2 separate regions of the Homo sapiens genome follow, and region 2 is linked to region 1. A link is an interaction called in ENCODE POLR2A ChIA-PET data of the cell type or tissue named here. Cell type or tissue: GM12878. All regions are shown on one strand.

Evidence for each region. ChIA-PET counts read pairs that join two places held together with the same protein. Peaks named below come from ENCODE experiments on the same cell type or tissue, not always from the same donor. Only the 100,000 strongest peaks of a DNase experiment are listed, where the experiment ranks them.
Region 2: POLR2A ChIA-PET joins it to region 1 with 6 read pairs; 12 of 35 experiments call an interaction of 5 or more read pairs at or near these places.

Annotation. Positions count from the first base shown.
Region 1 is chr3:58,017,570-58,020,069 of GRCh38, forward strand. All of the region lies in intron 1 of FLNB (filamin B), which reads left to right. Among named protein-coding and RNA genes, the nearest start is that of FLNB, 10 kb to the left of the region's middle. RefSeq lists an enhancer at 2,204-2,500. In GM12878, no CTCF peak of the experiment used is centred here; no DNase peak of the experiment used is centred here; H3K27ac peaks cover 206 bases.
Region 2 is chr3:58,127,841-58,130,340 of GRCh38, forward strand. The region is part of intron 24 of FLNB (filamin B); the gene reads left to right. Among named protein-coding and RNA genes, the nearest start is that of FLNB-AS1, 42 kb to the right of the region's middle. In GM12878, no CTCF peak of the experiment used is centred here; no DNase peak of the experiment used is centred here.

The DNA of each region.
Region 1 (2,500 bases):
TGTGGGAGGGGAGGAGGACAAAGAAAAATACTGAGCTATGTTTGAAGCTCCTGCCCTCTAAGAGCCTTAGAGCAGCTGACTTAAATGTGTTCCTTTGATAAACTGTAGATGGTTGTTGTAACTCTTCTGCAAACTGTTTATTTTTAAAAACAATTTGATGAGATTTTACTTATGCCCATTGTTTGAGTACAGCATTTACCAAAGAACAATTTTGGCCAGATCCCATGCAGTAGAATGCCCTTGGCCAAAATTTTCTTGTACTATAAGCAAAGAAGCAGTTTGGTTTTTCACTTAGGCAAGACTGCCTATCAGACTGAGTTATTGTGACAGAGCCGCTGACTCTCTCCCTTTCCCCATTATCAAAATCTGGCTTTTCTAAGCAGCGCATGTAAAAAGCTTGGCAAGGAGGACCCTTGTCCTCCTACATATTATTCTTTGGCTCTTCTTGGTACCAAGAATACATACAAATAATGCTGGCTGTGTACTGAATGTTGAGGTGTGCACTGTTGAGGATATTCATCCTCTAATATAACATCTAGTATTTCTCACACCTTCCGTCTGCTGAGCATTGGTCTATCTTACTTATACTACTTCTAATCCTCGTGAACTCTGCAAAACTAGTGGCTTTACATCTATGAGAAAAGAAAAGAACTTTTATCGGAAGAAGGTGAGTCCTTTTAAAGTATCAGGCCTGGAAAGACATTAAATGAGACAGCGAACACATCCTGCTACCCTCTTTGAGCTATGTATTCATTGACTTTTTTTTTTTTTTTTTTTTTTTTTTGAGGCAGAGTTTTGCTTTGTCACCAGGCTGGAGTGTAGTGGTGCAATCTTGGCTCACTGCAACCTCTGCCTCCGGGGTTCAAGTGATTCTCATGCCACAGCCTCCTGAGTAGCTGGGATTACAGGCGCCTGCCACCTTGCCTGGCTAGTTTTGGTATTTTTATTTTTATTTATTTATTTTAAGACAGGGTCTCACTCTGTCACCCAGGCTGGAGTACAGTGGCGCGATCTTGGCTCACTGCAACCTCTGCCTCCCGGGTTCCAGCGATTCTCCTGCCTCAACCTCTCCAGTAGCTGGGATTACAGGCGCCTTGGCACCACAGCCAGTTAATTTTTTGTATTTTTAGTAGAAACGGGGTTTCAGCATGTTGGCCAGGCTGGTCTCGAACTCCCAACCTCAGGTAATCCGCCTGCTTTGGCCTCCCAAAGTGCTGGGATTACGAGTGTGAGCCATTGTGCCCCGCCTATGTATTCATTTCTTAAAATTGGTTGCTGGCTAGGTGTGGTGGTACATGCCTGTCCTATAATCACAGCACTTTGGAAGGCCGGTGCTGGAGGATCTATTGAGGCCAGGAGTTTAAGACCAGCCTGGGTGAGATCACATCTCTACAAAAAAAAAAAAAAAAAAAAAAATTATCTGGATGCAGTGGCACAAGCCTACATAGTTGTAGCTGCTTGGGAGGCTGAGTTGGGAGGATAGCTTGAGCCCAGGAGTTTGAGTCTGCAGTGAGCTATGATTGCGTCACTGCACTCTAGCCTGGGCGACAGAGTGAGACCCGTTTCTAAAACAAAGAAATTGCTATTGTCACAATTAGTTATAAATTAATCTAATAATGCTGCACGCAGTACCATAATCCACACCCTATAGCTTAACGATGGATGGCCAACCACTAATCAATGCTATTTCTGTACGCCAATGAGAATTCCTGACAAAAAACTTTGTATCAGCCCCACTCCCTGTCTGTCCCCTCTTTTGCTTTTAAAAACCTGCTTGTAACAAAGGCCAAACAGAGCTCATATCCAAGGTTACTTGGGCCTGAGTCTTTCAGGCAGCTGTCTTCACTTTGGCTCAAGTAAACTCTTTAATAGTTTAAATTTTAAGCCTCTGCCTCTTTCTTTTAGGTTGACATCTGTTTCCATTTTACAGATGAGAAAACTGAGGCTCAGCTCTGCCTCACTTTACAGGTCAGGCTTAATCCCTAATCCCTGCCTGCATCATGCTGTAAAGGACTTTTGTGTCAAAACTGAGTTTCACACTCTGTAAAGTAAAATAGATATATTGTAGTGAGAGGGTGTAGAAGAGACTGTTTTCTGCTTCTGTGGATTTTTTTTCTTCCTGTTTTGCTTTGCTCCAAACTTTACTCATTTGCGCTTGATTCATGTGAAACTGAAATTTCCTTCTACAGAACAAAACTTTTTGGGGGCTACTTACCATATCTTTTCCCACACCGTGGAGCTCTGACTGGGACCTTTTCCAGTTTTTGGAGACATTGCTCCAGTTCTTTCCCTGCCTTTGGTTTCCAGGGGGCAGTAATGTCACCGCAGGTGTGGACAGTAGGGACCAGCTAAAGGTTGCTTTGGAGGAGGTGGGCAGGGCTTTTGTTTGTGAGGTCTAGAAACCAGAGGTGAGGAAGGAGGTGTCCCTGGAACTCCCCCTGGCTGCAGGGCTCACAGCACACACCATGACACCACAGGGGTGTGTGTGTGTGTGTGTGTG
Region 2 (2,500 bases), 110 kb after region 1:
CACACATTTTATTTATTTATTTCAATAGCTTTGGGGTACAAGTCGTTTGTGGTTACATGGATGAATTCTATAGTGGTGAATTCTGAGACCACCTCCCCCGCCCCCATTTCTAAAAGGGCAGGCAAGTGTGTGGTGTGGACAGAAGACCGAGGGCTGGGGCTGTTCTGGGCCACTTATGCCTTGTCTTAGGTGTGGTGTGAAGAGGGCAAAGCCCCACCCCAGGACCCCAGGAGCAGAAAGAGCCTCAGCGGGGTCTTGTTCTTCTTTCTCTGGGTCACGCTGAGAGGGGAAGGGCAGGTTGAGGGGCCCACTGCTGGGTTCTGGGTTAACTCTCAGGCAGCTGGAGTGTCCACTGACCACACGCTTTCCTGATTCCATTCCTGCTTCCCCCTTACCACATGGAAATGTGCACACACACTCACACTCACTCTCTCTCACACTGATCAGAAAGTATTGACATTCAACTCAGACTGATTCTACTCAGATACTCATTTAAGCCTCAAGTCATTTAAAACAACATGTTTCTCCTCAAACTTGTGCTTGCGGCTCATTCAATATAGATTTAAAAAATTCCTATAATCACTAGTCTAGGGGACTTCAGCTGTGGGCAAGACAAAGTTCCTGCCCTCAGGGAGCTTACTGTCTAGGGCTTTTACAACTAAAACTTGTGATGACTGCTATGAAGAATGAGAATGGGGCTCGGTGACAGAATTCAGAGCTACGGGCTTGTTTTGGAGTTTTGTAACACTTGCGTTAGGAGAGAGTTGGGCACAGGAAACGGGTAGAAGGCTGCTCCCAGGAGGGGTGATGTGGCTCCGACCTGGCAGGCAACAGTGGAGATGAACATCTCCTGTGGCAATGAAACTTTTTGACTATGGGGAAAGGCTGGTGAGTGCCACCAGCTTCCGAATCCCCCTTACAGAAAGGGGTCAGAGTTTGTCCCCTGTGGCCGACCTGTGAGCTTAAAGCAAATGGTCGTCTTTGAGCATAACAACAGAAAGACACTCATTTGTGGTTTTCCCATCAGGTGTGGATGGTGCCTTTTTATGTTTCAGGCTCTCTGTTGCCTCCCAGAGAGCCAAATGCCGGCTTTTCCAGAACCCCAGAACTTTCCCAGGCAGAGATATTTAGTGAAGTGTTGGTTGGTTTTCTAAGCATCAGGCTTCTTAGCTAAGGCAACCTATGGGGGTACTGCCGGGAAACAGTCGGCTACCTGCCACCTTCTAATTTGCTTTCATGGTAATTCTGGGTGCTTAAATATTAGCCTAGTTTTTCCTGGCCTGGTTAAAAACCCGGAGTGGAGTTATTTTTAACAACGTGTCCTGTCTTACCCGTAATGGCATGTTGATTTCCTGTGGTAGGCCAGCTGTGGTTGGTTGGTGGCGGCTCCCTAGACCACTGGATTGACTGGGGTTCAGAGTGCATGAGGAAGAAGATCTGGCATGAGGGAATGGTGACATGTGTCTGGGCATGGAACAGGGGAGTGGCGGATAATGCTTGGGGTCTGCCATCTTGGACAGTTTATCTTACCCGGGTTTGTTGGTTTTTGGCTACTCTCATGCTGAGCTCAGACAACTTCTAGTGGAGGCTCTGACTTAAAGATTGGCCTCAGAGGTAGTCCCTTGCCATCAGCTGTTGACATTGAAATCCTCAACTGTCACTCTCTAAAGTAAAGCCCCCTTTTGTTCCTCTCACCCCAGTGTGGAGGCCTGTGCTTGTTTGCCAGGGCCAGCCATTTATTTCACGTAGCTAAAGACCTGGATGCCGTTGAAACCCAGCTGTTGTTAGAAAGCCAGGGACTCAATTCTTTGTGTGTCTTGGCTGTCTACCATCTCTAATTCTACAAAGTATAAATTCTCTGGGATGCAAAGCAGAGATCCCTCAGCTTTCACGGCAGTCATTAACTTTGCCAGATACCATGGGGAGCACCAGGACTCCCATGCGAGGCAGAGGTGCACGTAGCCCCTTGGTGATGGGCGTGGTAGCCTGAGGCATGCTGCCGTTCGCTGGATGGGGAGGTCCCCCTCCACAGTGGAGTCCATGAGTGTCCTTGGCCTAGCCCTTGTTTCTCTGTTTAGCACTTCTCTAGCAAATCACTATCTCCTCTCCTCGACTCCTCTGTGCTTCATCTTTAAAACTGACACCCTCAAGGAGTCAGAGGCCCTCAGGGTCCCCCGGGGGGTCAGCCATGTAGCAGGAGCTCAGCTTACACTCAGGAAGACGGCAAGGCTTCACCAGGTGGCCGAGTGACCGAGAAGGCTGAGTGTGGTCAGAAGGTGCCAGCTGCATTGGAGGGAGAGGAGTCTGGGGGACACACAGGAGCCATGTGTGGGGGACAGGGCTGGATGTGGGCTGCAGGGCCTGCCCATCTCTCTCCGTTCTGTTGTTCCACCACTTGGCTTCCTCCTTCAGTTGCTCCAGCAGCCTGTCTCCTCCCTCGCCTCTAGGCTCCTGCATGTGCTGAGGCCTCTCTACTTGAAGCACCTCTCTGTCTGCTCCC